Regions from separate parts of the Homo sapiens genome. Here region 1 is linked to region 2. Evidence: chromatin contacts called from ENCODE Hi-C or POLR2A ChIA-PET data. All regions are on one chromosome and are shown on one strand. The core of a region is the stretch at or near the end of the contact, and the rest is flanking DNA. Distances in the headings are between cores, read along the strand shown.

Region 1 (7,799 bases), core at 727-3,226, 310 kb before region 2:
CTAGTATTATCCTCCTTATTGAGGATTTTTGCATCAATGTTCATCAGGGATATTGGCCTATTTTTGTTTTTTCGATGTGTCTTTGCCTAGTTTTGGTATCAGGGTAAAACTGGCCTAGTAGAATCAGTTTGGAAGTATTCTCTCCATGTCTGTTCAGAATAGTTTCAGTAGGATTAGTATTCTTTTTTTTTTTTTTTTTTTTTGAGACAGGGTCTCATCTGTCATGCAGGTGTAGTGCAGTGGTGCGATCTCAGCTCACTGCAACCTTTGCCTCCCCGGCTTATGTGATCCTGCCACCTCAGCCTCACTAGCAACTGGGACCACAGGCATATACCACCATGCCCATCTAATTTTTGTATTTTTTGTCAAGACAGGATTTTACCATGTTGACCAGGCTGGTCTTGAAATCCTGAGCTCAAGCGATCTGCCTGCCTTGGCCTCCCAAAGTGCTGGGATTACAGGAGTGAACCACCATGCCCAGCCAAGTATTAATTCTTTAACTGGTATAATTCAGCAGCGAAACCATCTAGTCCCAGGCTTCTCTCTGCTAAGAGACTTTTTATTATGGCCTTAATCTCATTACTCTTTGTCTATTCAGGTTTTAGATTTTTTTCATTGTTCAATCTTTGTTTTTATATTCATGTCTGGTACAGCAGATTCCAGCAGAAAAACCAAAAAGATTTTCTTTTACATTTTGTTCTCTGTTGGCAAAACATGTTTTTCTTCCTTTGAGCAACAGTAAACTTCCATAGTTCCTATAGGGGAGGTGGTGGCAGGTAGGCAAACTTGGCCTCTGAGATATTAGACAGTTTGCCCTGTCATAGTTTGGAACAACATGGCTGAGCCTGGCATACAGGAGTCCTGATTGGTAAAGGGCTGTAGCTGGAGCAGCATGCTGTCATTGTAGCTGTGCAGTGCCATGGACATACTGTCAGTATTTGGAGAGAAATAGCAATTCTGTTATATGTGTGGGGTCACTGTGCCTCGTAAGTCAGTTCCTTCTTACAGTAGGTTTGGTTGGAGTTCCTGTTGAGCTTCAATATGAAACCTTAGAAACCTAAAGTAGTTGGTGGTTCTTTCTCATGGGCTGTCCCCACATACACAGTGTCCAAGTTGTCTTGAACCAATTCTGACTATAATTAACACACAACAGGGAACACAGCCAGCCAGGTGCAGTGGCTCAAGCCTATAATTCTAGCATTTTGGGAGGCTGAGGCAGGAGGATTGCTTGAGCCCCAGAGTTCGAGACCAGCCTGGGCAACATAGCGAGACCTCATCTCTACCAAACAAACAAATGTACAAAATGAGCCAGGTATGGTGACTGACACCTGTAACTCCAGCTACTTGGAGGCTGAGGTGGGAGGATCACTTGAGCCTGGGAAGTCGAGGTTGCAGTGAGCTGTAATCACACCACTGTACTCCAGCCCGAGCAACAGAGCAAGACTCTTACCTCAAAAAAAAAGAAAAAAGAGAAAGAAAAGAAAACCTGAAAGGCTGAGAAAAACACAGAGTTTATTGTAGTGGTATCTGTACAATTACAAAAGGTGAAAAACAACCAAAGTGTCCAGCAGCTGTATGTGGGGCAGTTAGGTAAAACTGTAGTATGTCCATTTCGGTGGAATGTTACACATCCTTACAGTTTAAATGTATGAAAAGGTTTTAATAATATTGGCCACAGGACACAGAGTATGGTGTGTTCACAACTAAGAGCTTTAAAAAAAGGAAAAGAAGCCAAAATATCTGGATGAGAATGGGTCATTTTTTTCTTTATAATTGTTAATATTTTGTAGTTTGTCTTCAATTTATAATCAGGAGGAAACCTTTTCCCTTGGTGGTATACAACTCAAAGAAAAAGTACTGAAGAGTATAAAATACTGATCTAAGGATTAGGTCTGTGACGTTTTATTTTAAAATGTGTAACTCTTACGGTACTAATGTGTTTGCCTCCTTCTGCCACCAGGGGGCAGACCGGGCCGTTCCAGTGCTGATCATTGGCATTCTGGTGTTCCTACCCGGATTTTACCACCTGCGCATCGCTTACTATGCATCCAAAGGCTACCGTGGTTACTCCTATGATGACATTCCAGACTTTGATGACTAGCACCCACCCCATAGCTGAGGAGGAGTCACAGTGGAACTGTCCCAGCTTTAAGATATCTAGCAGAAACTATAGCTGAGGACTAAGGAATTCTGCAGCTTGCAGATGTTTAAGAAAATAATGGCCAGATTTTTTGGGTCCTTCCCAAAGATGTTAAGTGAACCTACAGTTAGCTAATTAGGACAAGCTCTATTTTTCATCCCTGGGCCCTGACAAGTTTTTCCACAGGAATATGTATCATGGAAGAATAGAGGTTATTCTGTAATGGAAAAGTGTTGCCTGCCACCACCCTCTGTAGAGCTGAGCATTTCTTTTAAATAGTCTTCATTGCCAATTTGTTCTTGTAGCAAATGGAACAATGTGGTATGGCTAATTTCTTATTATTAAGTAATTTATTTTAAAAATATCTGAGTATATTATCCTGTACACTTATCCCTACCTTCATGTTCCAGTGGAAGACCTTAGTAAAATCAAAGATCAGTGAGTTCATCTGTAATATTTTTTTTACTTGCTTTCTTACTGACAGCAACCAGGAATTTTTTTATCCTGCAGAGCAAGTTTTCAAAATGTAAATACTTCCTCTGTTTAACAGTCCTTGGACCATTCTGATCCAGTTCACCAGTAGGTTGGACAGCATATAATTTGCATCATTTTGTCCCTTGTAAATCAAGATGTTCTGCAGATTATTCCTTTAACGGCCGGACTTTTGGCTGTTTCCTAATGAAACATGTAGTGGTTATTATTTAGAGTTTATAGCCGTATTGCTAGCACCTTGTAGTATGTCATCATTCTGCTCATGATTCCAAGGATCAGCCTGGATGCCTAGAGGACTAGATCACCTTAGTTTGATTCTATTTTTTAGCTTGCAAAAAGTGACTTATATTCCAAAGAAATTAAAATGTTGAAATCCAAATCCTAGAAATAAAATGAGTTAACTTCAAACATTTCAGAAAACATTTTAATGATTTTATGATATCTTTAATCCCAGTACCTAGATCTACCTTAGTTTCTAGGTAGCTGGCATTGTGGGTCACACTCAACTTTCCCTAACTCTGAGGTTATGGACTTGGGCAACTGGAAGCCTGGACATGCCATCAGCTGAGTTGCAAGGCTGTGGGAAGAGCAAGTTTTAGATGTCTACTCAATATCCAAGTGGAGCTGTTGAGGAGGCAGTTGCGATGCATGTGTGTGTCTAGAGTTTAAGAGTGGGTCTTGGATGGAAATAGAAATTTGGGAGTCAGCATTTGGACAGTATCTTAAAAGCTAGAGGGCTGTTTGAGATCACCAGTAGAGTGAGTATAGTTGGAGGAAAAAAAAAAAACTCAGGAAGTGAGGGACAAAGAGAGGGTGACCTGAAGCAGCCTCCAAGATTAGGGACTTTTGGTAATGGGAATGTTGACTGGGGAGTCCAGTAATCTAGAGTGCCTGAGCCTTGACAGTGAATATGTGAGGTGATACATAAAGCTTTATCTTGGAGAGTGGTTGCCGAGCAAAGCTCAGATCAGAAGGTTTTGGCCAACCAAATGATTTGGTTTTTTTATTTATTATTGATTGATTGATTTATTTATTTATTTATTTATTTATTTATTTATTTATTTATTTTGAGACAGAGTCTTGCTCTACTGCCCAGGCTGGAGTGCAGTGGCACAGTCATTTCTCACTGCAGCCTTGAATTCCTGGGCTCAAGTGATCTTCCCACCTTTGCCTCCCAAAGTGTTGGGATTATAGGCATGAGCTACTGAGCCTGGCCTATTTGGTCCTTTTTTAAAAAGTTGATGCTGCTGGTCAAAAAAATAAACAGAAGGGTATAAAGTGAAAAGTAAACATTTGGGCATGGAGTGGAGAGTGTACATTCACTCCAGCTTACCTCTCAAGATTTTCCAAATAAATTTCTTAATATACCCTTCCTGAAATGCTCTAAGCACATAAATATATATCTGGTTTTTAAAACTTGGGCTCCCATTGTATGGTTCTATAATTTCCCCCCCCCAATTCTATTTTGTATATCTTTCCATATCCATGGAGATCAGTCATATTCTTGTTAATGCACATTATAAGTGTAGTTTTTCATACTATGCATTTAGTAGTCATAGGATCAGAGCAGAAATCAACCAACTTCCTACCTGGGGTAGGAATCTCCTCCAGAGTCCCCTGAGGAATGACCTTTGCTGCTCTGTTTGAACATTCACACTTGTAATCTCATTCCAGCTGGCATTGTTACAGAAGTATCATTTATGAAGCCAAAATCAGACTCCCTGCAACTTCTGTGTTTTGACCATAGTTGTATTATTTGGTGTTTTATAGAAAAGACCTAAACCTCTACGGCCATACTACCCTGAATGCTCCCGACCTCATCTGATCTTGGAAGCTAATCCGGGTCAGGCCTGGTTAGTACTCGGACGGGAGAAAAGATCTAAACCTCCATAATAATGTTGAACATTTCTTGACCCCTTTGCCAGATATTCTGCCAAATACTTTCATTACATATCTCATTTTAATCCTTAGAAAAATCCTGAGTTAGCCGGGCACAGTGGCTCATGCCTGTAATCCCCGCACTTTGGGAGCCCGAGGCGGGCGGATCACCTGAGTTTGGGAGTTTGACCGTCCTGACCAACATGGAGAAACCCCATCTCTACTAAAAATACAAAATTAGTTGGGCGTGGTGACACATGCCTGTAATCCCAGCTACTTGGGAGGCTAAGGCAGGAGAATTGCTTGAACCCGGCAGGCTAAGGTTGCGGTGAGCCAAGATCGCACCACTGCACTCCAGCCTGGGCAACAAAGCCAGACTCCGTCTCAAAAAAAAAAAAAAAAAAAAAAAAAATCCTGAGTTAGATAAGATTCTTAGGTAGGAAGTAGGTGAGATATTTGGGATTAAAGCCTGGGCCTGGTACGGTGGCTCACGCCTGTAATCCCAGCACTTGGGAGGCCGAGGTGGGTGGATCACTTGAGGTCAGGAGTTCAAGATCAGCCTGGCCTAAAAATACAAAAATTAGCTGGGTGTGGTGGCGGGCACCTATATCCCAGCTACTCAGGAGGCTGAGGCAGGAGAATCACTTGAACCCGGGAGGTGGAGGTTGCAATGAGCCTAGATCACACCACTGCACTCCAGATGGTGACAGAGTGAGACTCCGTCTCAAAAAAATAATAAAACAAAAAAAAATTATAAGGCAAAGCCTGAATTCCCTTTACCAGATATGACAGCCAAATGCTTTTAGGTACTGGGCCAGTGAAGAAATGGGGGAGGTGGGTATGGACAGTAGAAGTAGTTGGGGAACCGTGGTCAGTTGTCAGATGTATATTTTACCTGAAAGTAACCTCCTCCCCACTCCAAAGTGTTGACCAGACTATATATCCTAACTTTTTTAAAGGATGTTCTTATTTGCAACAACTCTTATGCCTCCTGTTAGTCATTTCCAAGGCTAAAAACCCTCTCCAGTTGCTTCAGCTGTTCTGCATATGATGGAAATTTCAGATCCGTTGCCACTCTGGTGGGTCTCTTGGTTGAGCTTCACGTGGTCATACCAGAGGCACTTCTGTTCTGCCAGGAATTGTGAGGTGCTGGAGGTACAACAGGAAAATATAGGACTGGGGTAATGAGGAGCACAGGTTGCAAACTAGCAGCCACATGTTGGCCTGCGTTTGAGGATTTATTTTTTGAATTGTTCCATTTTATTTTCTGACCACCTATCCCCAAGTTCTTTTCGTTTCTAAAAAGGGAAATGTTCACATGATCTTGATTTGGGACTTGAAAAATCAGGTAGTCCTTCATTGCAGAGAGGCTCCAGCCAACTAAAGTAAGGTAGTACAAGTTTTAGCTGAGTAGCATTCTCCAGTTCACTAAAGTTTCCACCACTCTTTTATATCCAGCATGCTAATTTTCCTCACTAAGGGCAAAGACTGTGTTTTAAACCCTCCCACAAAGCCTAGCACAGTGCTTGTGGGCACTTAGGTTTATCAAATGAAGAGCTGGAATCGTGTGCATTTCCATCCCAGGACACCATGTTCCTTTGAGGTATGGATAGGTAGGCAAGTACCTACCTACATTTACGTCAGACTCCTAAATGGCCTTCCACCAGCTGCCTAGCAGGCCAGCTGCTCTTCACACAGTTGGTGCTGCCTGGTCAGTCATGCCTCTGCCTGGCACCCTCTGCCCAGGCCAAGGAGCCCAGTTCATGACCTACCTGTACCAGCTGGCACAGGAGAACCTCCTGCCACTGGTGTATGGTAAGGGAACCTGGTAGAAGGACAGTAACAGCACTGGCTTTCTGCTTACCTTTGAAGGGTCCTATACCAATCAATGCACCTTAGTTGCCTTGATTTTTCATTAAGTTCCTATCCTGAGGCTTCTCTCCTAGATTCAGTCCCATAGGCTCCTGGCCTCACAGGTATGTAGTTCAGTGATGGGGCCTCAGTTTCCTTCTAAAGTGGGGATAGAACAATTCCTACCTCACAAGGTGATTGTGAGGATTAAATAAAAACAGTTCCAGATGGTGGTTCACACAGCCTGGCACAAAGTAAGCTGCTGTTTGAGAAAGTAAAGAGGATCACTGCTTTGGCTTCAGGGAGCAGAGCCTGGGATGAGGCAGAGGTGGAGGGAAGAGAGACCATCTGTTACCCTGTTGCCATCTTGAACCTGCTGTTCCATGGCAGAACCACCCCAGAGCCAGCGGCAGGAGCGAGGGTTGATTGCCAGCCCAGGCAGGGCTCCTCTCCCTGACAGCTGCTGACGGAGGGTGTGAGGAGGTCTCAGGCCCCTGGCCCTTTACCAGCATGTGGCTGGGCCTGGAAGGCTGTGTGCTCCAATCCTCTGGAAAAAGTGAAAGGCCCTGCAGGGAAGTCCTTGAAGACAAGAGGTTTTAGATCTGGAGCATCATCAGATCGCCTCTCATGGAGCTTGTTTTTCCTCTATTTTTTCACCTCCCCTCAGTCTTGCTCCTTGCTATGCAAATGCAGTCTGGTCTGTGGACCGGCAGCATCAACATCACTTGGGAAATTTGAAATGCAGAATCTTGGGCTCCTCTCCTAAATCGGTATCTGCATTGTAGCAAGAGCCCTGTATGTCAAGAACCCTACCTGTTAGTTGCATGTCAGTGTCTGAGAAGCGCTGACTGATGGGGGCCCAGTTTCCCTCCTAGTCCATCTCCTCACCTTGAGACTGGACCTCCTCAGGCAGTGCCAATGGGTGGCCCTGGGTGTGGGGGCACTTAGAGGGTATAGTCTGTCCTCTTTGATCCACTATTATTCTCTAGCTAAGACAGTAACTCCCAAAGTCTGCAGAAGCTTCATAGAAATGGCAGAGAAACAATGCAGGAAGACTTTGTGAAGATCATTTTTTGTGATCAGTGAGAAATCGAGACAGGAGTCCCAAAGATGAGGAAGGTCGGTGGCAGGAGTGGAACATGCTTCGGTTCCCTGAAGGCTCAGGGAAGGGGACGATGTGTAATTTATGACCCAGTGAGAGGCAGGATAGGTTTTCTTTCGATTTCTGTGGGAGGCAGGCCTGGTGCCTCAGGAGTTTACTCCGAACACTGGAGGTGCTGGCTTGCCTCCATCCGTGGGTCTCTAATGCCTCCGTTCTTTCATTCCTCTCACTAACACAAGAAGAGCCAACTAGAAAATGCTCCAACCTGAGGGTTAAAGTTTCTTGGCTAAGATGCTAATCCTTCCAGAGGGTTTTCTCTAGAATTAATGTCTACAG
Region 2 (7,747 bases), core at 4,811-7,310:
TTTTTAAGATTTCGTTTGAGCCTGTGGCCTTTGGTTTGGGCTGCTAAAGGGTCCTTCGGTCCGCCTGCTTCTTCTCCCTTCTCTGCGGCATCAAGCTGGTCCTGGCTGACTCTGCAAAATACTTTGGTAGAATTTTCAGGAATGGTAAATGGTGTCATTTAGATGTCAGCTATAATACAGTGAATGCCTAGACTGCTGTCTTAAGAAGGATCCTGAGGCTGTGCGTGGTGGATCGTGCCTATAATCCCAGCACTTCGGGAGGCTGAGGCGGGTGATCACTTGAGCTCAGGAATTCAAGACCAGCCTGGGCAACATGGTGAAACCCTGTCTCTACAAAAAAATAAAATAAAAAAAAAAAATAAGGATGCTGAGACCGGTTCCTGCTTCAGCAAGAATGAAGGCTTTAAATCAGGGAGTGGGAGTCGCTGCTCTGGGTGCCAAGTGTTCACCATTCCCCAGAAGCTCTGACCAGGTCCATTCTGTGGTTCAGAAGTATATGAGTTAAATTACAATAGGAAGTTCTTTCAGATTTTCCATTTTAATTGTCCTTCCTTAAAACGATCCTCCCCAGAACATGAGGTTTATCTCTACTGGGTCCCAGGGAGCCCATGCTCTTCTCACCATGGGTTGTTCCTAATTGGTCAAATATGATTCTCCTTTCTAGCCAAATCCTCTGTTGATTTTGGATGTTTTTCTGAGCTGCTCCCTTTGTCCTTTTTGGCTTTGAGAAGTTATTTGCCAGTTATGATGGCAAACCAGGGTCTCAGCTTGGACTGCCTGCTTGTAACCCTTTCTTCAGCTTGGATGAGGACTCCATCCTTGCAACGCTGAGAACACTGTCAGTGTCCCTTCCAAAGCTGCCCCTGCCCTTGTTGTGGCCAACTTATTACTTTCCATTCCTTTTGAATGCCAGAAGCAATTATGAGTTATTTCTTCAACAGCAATGAGTCTAAACTGGAATCTTACCCTGCAAAACGAATGGCCACTATTAGAGTTTTCCAAGTAAGCCATAGAATCCATACATGCTTAGAAGCAGTGCAGGCAACACGTGGGTTTTGTTCCTTGGTATTATCCATCCTGGGCTTGATGAATTGGTTGGGTGTGTTACTGCAGTTGCTGCAAAAGAACATCTTCTCCCTCCGGAACTCCCCCTGCCCCACCCACTGCTTGACCTGGGAGCTGGGCCAGCCTTTCACGGGATGCTCCGCGCAGCCCATCTGCACCCTTCATCACCTGATGTGTGCCAGTACCCAGCCTGGCACTAGCAAAGTGCTCCCCTTTCAGGAGTGGGGTCCAGCGGGTGCGGGGGCGTCTCTCCACAGGGCTTAAACTAGTCTCCCCCCTCCCCTTTGTCTTCTCCACTCCCAGAACCACTCTGAAGCCCCTGACTGTGCCCAAAGTTCAGATCTCAGAGGTGGATGCCCCGCCGGAGGGTGACCAGATGCCAAGCTCCACAGGTACATGTGAGTGGAAGGTACTTCCAGCTAGGGACCAACTGTGTGAAGACCGCTGTGATAGATGTTGTAAACTGTTATTTATTTTTGAGAATATAAAATGTATATGGTTCAAGATACAAAGGGAGAGAATTAAGTCACCCACCTCATCCACCCACCTAGAAGCATCCCGAGAACATCCTTCGTGGGATAGTCCATGCAAATATAAGCAAAACACACTGACATGTCTTTATGGGTGGATGTAGTTTCTTTCCCCCTCCCCTCCCCTCCCCTCCCCTCCCCTCCTCTCCCCTTCCCTTCCCTTCCCATCTCCCTCTGTCACTCAGGAGGATGCAGTGCAGTAGTGCAATCTTGGCTCTGCTTCCTGGGTTCAAGTGATCCTCCCACCTCTGCCTCCTGAGTAGCTGGGATTAAAGGCATGGGCCACCATGCCCAGCTAATTTTTGTATTTCTAGTGCTGATGGGTTTTTGCCATGTTGGCCAGGCTGGTCTTGAACTCCTGGCTTCAAGTGATCTGCCCGCCTCAGCCTCCCAAAATGCTGGGATTATAGGCATGAGCCACCGCGCCTGGTTGGATGTAGTTTCTTTTCTTCCCCTAGTTATACAAGTGGTAGCATTGTGCAGATCCCAGTTTTTATTTATCAGTTTATCTGGGGGAATGTTTCCATATACATTTGTAAAGAACTTCCTTATTCTTTACAGCTCTGCATTCTTTCACTGTATGGAAAAAGGATAATTTATGTAATCACTCCCTACTGGTAGACATTTAAGTCATTTTCAGCCTCTGCTATGACAAACGAGTTTGCAGTCGGCGGCCTTATACATGTGTCACGTCACACATTTGTCAGCGTGTAGGATTCTTTCAAGTGGACTTTCTGGGTTTAAGGCCATATGCATTTTTAATTTTCATAGATATTGTCAGTTTGCAAAATCTTTTTTATATTACGTGGATTAAATATATTTTAATAAGAGCAGATTAACCTACTTGTGATTAATGTCAGTATTGTATATTTATACACATACAAGGATAGACATATGCCATGGGAACCCCACATATTTTTAGATACATGTTCTGTTAAACATTATTTTTTCTAATTTTTTATTGTGGTAAGATATACATAACATAACGTTTACCATCTTAACCATGTTAAGTGGTACAGTTCAGTGGTATTAAAAGCACTCATAATGTTGCGCAACCATCACCACCATCCATCTCCAGAACTCTTTCCATCTTGTGAAACTGAAACTCTGTACCCATTAAACTCCCAATAGCTCCCCACATCCTTCTCTCTTTAGCTCCTGGCAACCACCATTCTACTCTCTGTCTCTGTAATTTTGTATGTACCTAGAATGTACTTACAGTGTACCTCAATTATATGTGGTACACTTATATGAGGTACACTCTAAGTATCTCATATAAGTGGAATCATTCAGTATTTGCTGTTTTGTAATTGGCTTGTTGCACTTAGCATAATGTCATCAAGGTTCATCCGTGGGTAGCATGTGTCAGAGTTTGTTTGCAGTATCTTGTTAGCTCTTATATCATGCTTATCCTGTGCCAGGCACTATTCTAAGTGCTTTATGTATACTAACTCATTTAAACCCTCAGCAACCCTCTGAGGTGGGTGTTATTATTATCCCTATTTTATATATAAAAGCACCGAGGCACAGAGAGGTTAGTGATATATGGCAATCATGGAGCAGGGATTTGAACCCAGGGAGTCCGGCTCTGAAGTCTGTTCTCTGAACTTTTCCTTGTATAGGTTCTCTGTAAATTCTGCATTATGTTTTTCCCCCAGCAGAAAATATTATTTGTATAAAATATATATTTGTGGAGACAGTGGGTGCTGTCGCACTGGCCACAAATTGGGGACCATGTGCCATGTCCCAGGTCCAGACAGACAGAGTTCATTTCCCTCTCCTCTCTCAGACTCCAGGGGCCTGAAGCCCCTGCAGGAGGACACCCCACAGCTGATGCGCACACGCAGTGATGTTGGGGTGCGTCGCCGTGGCAATGTGAGGACGCCTAGTGACCAGCGGCGAATCAGACGCCACCGCTTCTCCATCAACGGCCATTTCTACAACCATAAGGTAAGGTGGACAGGGGGACGGGGAGGGTGGAAGACCTCTTCCTGGGTAGATGCCACCTCAGGGCTACAGCCATATGGTGGGTGGTGTGGATGCCTGGGAAGCCAAGTGTTTGCTGCTGTTTAGTCTTTGGGTTGTGGGTGGGCTGCAAGCCCTGCTGGCTTCCTGAGGGCTGAGGGACCCCAGGTCAGAAGCCTCAAAGTCCCCCTGTGGGTTCCCCTTAAGGTGGTGGGTGAATTCAGTGGGGCTGTACAAAGCAGTCCCTGCTGTAGCCTTGAAGACCCCATAAACGCAGCTCATCAGTCTCTCCCAAGAAAATCCACGTGTTACCCTCTTCCTGCACACTGTGCCCCCAGCTGGTGTATGGTCTGGCTTTTCCCAGAGCTGAAGCAGAGCTGCAGGTCTCAGACCTGGGGTGTCAGTGCACCACCCACCCCACCCCATCTTGCTGATCCCTCCTTTCCTCCTGCTTTGTTCAAATCCTACCCCCGGAGGCAATACATGGTGGGAGAGTGGTCAGAGACAGCCTTGTGCTGAAGTCCCAGAGGAAGGGTCTTTTTGAGCGTGGAGCATGAACTGAATTATGCAAACCCCGAGGGTTGCTTTGTCTACAAAGCCTGCTGCTTGCCAGTCTGCCGGGGGCTCCCAGGGAGTACATTCTGAGTATCGTTGTCACTGTGCCCTGTACCGCACCTGGATTTTAGCACTGGGTCCTTGTTCCCACTCCCACCCTGAGCTGGGCCCTTCTATTGACAGACATCCGTGTTCACACCAGCCTATGGCTCTGTCACCAACGTCCGCATCAACAGCACCATGACCACCCCACAGGTCCTGAAGCTGCTGCTCAACAAATTTAAGGCAAGTTCCCTTTGCTGAGTGGCCACAGATGGGGTCACAGCTGTGCCTTGGGACTCCTAGAGTGGTTGTGCGAGGAGCTATGGAAATTGTGTGTTTTGTGGGATGCTGAGCAGAGGGCTTCGGTTCTTTAGATCCTCACGATCCAGGACAAAGTCCACAGAATCAGCATCAGCATCACCTGGGTGCTTGTTAGAAATTCAGATTCTCAGGCCCCACCCCAGACCCACTAAATCAGAAATTGTGAGGGGTAGGCCAGGGACGCCGTCTAACAAGCCTGCAGGGGATTTGGATGCCTACCGAAGTTTGAGAAACATCAGCCCTCAAATCCTTTATGGGCTACTTTAGAAGGACCCTGGGGCCTGCTGACTGGTTTTGGGCTCAGTGCGAAGATTGACTTCTGGGACACAGTTGGGAAACCTACTTTGAAATATGATACTTAAATAGACGTGCAAATTATAGTGCAGGAGTGCTTTTAAAGTTCTGTTGCTCTGTGTTTTCCACAATCTCTTGGAGACCAGAGATCTTTTGGAGACCAGGTGTTCTTATTTTTAATGGAAGCCAGTGTAGCCTAACAACCTAAGAACACAGGCTCTGGGTTCAAATCTCCACTGAGCACCTGCTAGTTGGATGAATTGGGCAGGTTACTTAACCTGCCCCTGCCTCTGCTTCGTCATCATAAAATGAGGATAATGGGACTTCACTATGGTATCGTCGTGAGCATTAGATGGGTTGAAGCCTTTAACATTTGTAGAACTATGCCTGGCACATTGCAATAGACGATAGCTGTTATCTATCCTAGTCGTGTGCTACAGAATGACCAATTTGGTCAATGATGCACCACATATACGACAGTGGTCCCGTAAGATTATAATCCATTTTTTATGGTACCTTTTCTGTGTTTAGATATGTTTAGATACACAAATGCTTACCATTGTGTTACAAGTGCTTACGGCATTGAGTACAGTAACATGCTGTATAGGTTTGTACACTAGGAGCAATAGGCTATATACCATATGGCCTAGGTGTGAAGTAGGCTATGCCATCCAGGTTTCTGTAAGCACACTCTATGATGTTTGCACAACAATGAAATTGCCTAGTGACACATTTCTCAGAATGCATCCTCGTGGTTAAGTGCATGACTGTATTATTGATAAAGTCATCTGCCTTCTCGATCTTCTCATCACTTCTGAGAGTTGTAGATAAATAGCTCTCCCCTCAAAACAGCCTAAAATTGACTTAGCTTTGCATTGCTAAAGAAGAGGAAAAGCCTCGAAGTTGGGATGTTTAAATAGAAACTTTCAACAAGAATCTTTTGCTCCTGCTTCAGATTGAGAATTCAGCAGAGGAGTTTGCCTTGTACGTGGTCCATACGAGTGGTGGTAAGTCTGAAGACCACAGTGTACTTTAAAACTTCTAATTAACTCAAAATAGCAAGTTAAAAAAATACCTCTGCCTCCTTTGCTTGTTGTTTGAGTTTTGGAAACTTCCAAATGTTGTTTGCCTTCAAGGCTGATGGGCTTGCTGTATGAGTCTACTAGGGATTGCCTTATATGGCCAGTAAACAAATTCTAAACCTAACTGCCTATTAAAAGAGGAACTAGATTTTCTTAAGAGACAGATAAACCCAATTCCTCCAAGGAGTTTGAGGCATGGTGGTATTGTTGAGGGGTGAGGAGTGGGAGGAAGTTGCTTTTCACAACACCTATGGAATAGTTCACTTATAAATCAGTCTCCTGACGTATATGGCGGCATCTCCTAAGGTGCCTTTGGACCCCTGCATTAACCACTACTTAATGTGAGAAAGGCCTCTCAGGGCTGCTCCTGGGTGTGTGTGGTTGCAGAGAAACAGAAGCTGAAGGCCACCGATTACCCGCTGATTGCCCGAATCCTCCAGGGCCCATGTGAGCAGATCTCCAAAGTGTTCCTAATGGAGAAGGACCAGGTGGAGGAAGTCACCTACGACGTGAGTTCCCTTTGGGTCAGGCGATCTGTCCTCAGGAGGGTGGGGATTTGGTTGGACCACCTGTAACTGGGGTATAGAATGACTTTTTTGACCAACGACCATGCCCCCTTTTACTTCTTCAGCACCAGGTTCTCTCGAAGCCAGCTTTTGCAGAGTAACAAACATCTCCAAATCATAGTAGCTGACAACAGCAAACATTTGCTTTTTTGCCCATGATTCTGTGGTCTAGTAGCAATGGCTCTACTCTAAGTATGGGTTGAGTTCAAGTCTGCACTGTGTGACTCACCCAGAGGCCCAGGCTTTTGGGGCAGTAGTTACTGCACATGGGTGTGGTCCTCATGGCAGATGGCGGAGCATGAGAAACCAGGCCAAATCATGTAAGCATATTTGAAGCCTCCACTCAGATTTGGTGTGTCATGTCCACACACATTCCACTGGCCAAAGCCAGTCACATGGACAAGCTCAGCATTAATAGGGTAGAGAAATGTACTTATCCCAGGGAGAAGAGTTGATAGAGCAGGGTGGGGATTCTTGTGGGGAAAGGGAAGCCATTTTTTAACTTTTTTTTTTTTTTTGGGATGGAGTCTCGCTCTGTTGCCCAGGCTGGAGTGCAGTGGCACCTCCCTGGTTCAAGCTATTTTCCTGCCTCAGACCCCTGCGTAGCTGGGACCACAGGTGTGCACCACCATGCCTGGCTAATTTTTGTATTTTTAGTAGAGACGGGGTTTCACCATGTTGGCCAGCTGGTCTTGAACTCTTGACCTCAAGTGATCCGCCCGCCTCAGCCTCCCAAAGTGCCGGGATTACAGGCATGAACCACGATGCCTGGCACCGTTTTTAAACTTTAACTCACCCCATAGCCACCCACAGCCTCTCCAAAGCGAGTTCATATTTGGATGCTTGTTTGAGCCTTGAGACCCAAATCGTCATCTGGAACCCTGATTCCTTCCATTCTCTTAGGGGAGAACAAAGGGGTTTATTAAACATAATGGGTTCAGTTCTTTCTCTGCATCACTGTGTCAAAAGAAAGTACTTTTCTGTGTTTGGCTTCACCTCATCATGAATTGAATGCATGACATGAAAAATGAGAAGTTATGAGATGGTGTCACGTAAGCGAAGCGATCATCGCAGACTCCTTCCCACCCTGGTGAGGAATGAGGCTTGGCTGCTGCCTTTAAGGAAATCCTGGGTTTCTGAAAAAAATAGACTTCCCAAGGCTTTGTGCCTTGTATAAGGACAACCCTGAAAGGAATTGGAATAATGCTGGGAAGGGCATTCACCCAGACTTGCTTCTTTCTCTCTAGGTGGCCCAGTATATAAAGTTCGAGATGCCGGTACTTAAAAGCTTCATTCAGAAGCTCCAGGAGGAAGAAGATCGGGAAGT

Evidence for each region. A loop is a pair of places that touch in the nucleus more often than their neighbours do. ChIA-PET counts read pairs that join two places held with the same protein, here RNA polymerase II (POLR2A). Pooled maps may share reads with other maps.
Region 1: a loop to region 2 is called in a map of right lobe of liver, with 3 times the contacts of the local background. The contact joins two enhancer-like sites. A Hi-C loop is called at or near these places in 2 of 168 maps with a recorded cell type or tissue (breast epithelium and right lobe of liver) and 3 of 50 pooled maps. POLR2A ChIA-PET finds 5 or more read pairs at or near these places in 4 of 52 experiments (CD8-positive, alpha-beta memory T cell, PC-9, T-cell and 1 more).

Annotation. Positions count from the first base shown.
Region 1 is chr20:5,095,093-5,102,891 of GRCh38, reverse strand. It overlaps TMEM230 (transmembrane protein 230), which reads left to right. Exons shown (of 4, transcript NM_001009925.2): 4 at 1,961-3,042. The coding sequence ends at 2,101. It also overlaps the pseudogene RNA5SP474. Among named protein-coding and RNA genes, the nearest start is that of TMEM230, 14 kb to the left of the region's middle. Within about 2 kb of position 1,976, at least 2 of the 41 ENCODE cell types and tissues checked have a DNase peak (open chromatin) inside an H3K27ac peak, as active enhancers do.
Region 2 is chr20:4,786,249-4,793,995 of GRCh38, reverse strand. It overlaps RASSF2 (Ras association domain family member 2), which reads left to right. Exons shown (of 12, transcript NM_014737.3): 6 at 1,369-1,457; 7 at 3,385-3,545; 8 at 4,299-4,400; 9 at 5,728-5,779; 10 at 6,242-6,363; 11 at 7,668-7,747. Among named protein-coding and RNA genes, the nearest start is that of RASSF2, 33 kb to the left of the region's middle. Within about 2 kb of position 6,060, at least 2 of the 41 ENCODE cell types and tissues checked have a DNase peak (open chromatin) inside an H3K27ac peak, as active enhancers do.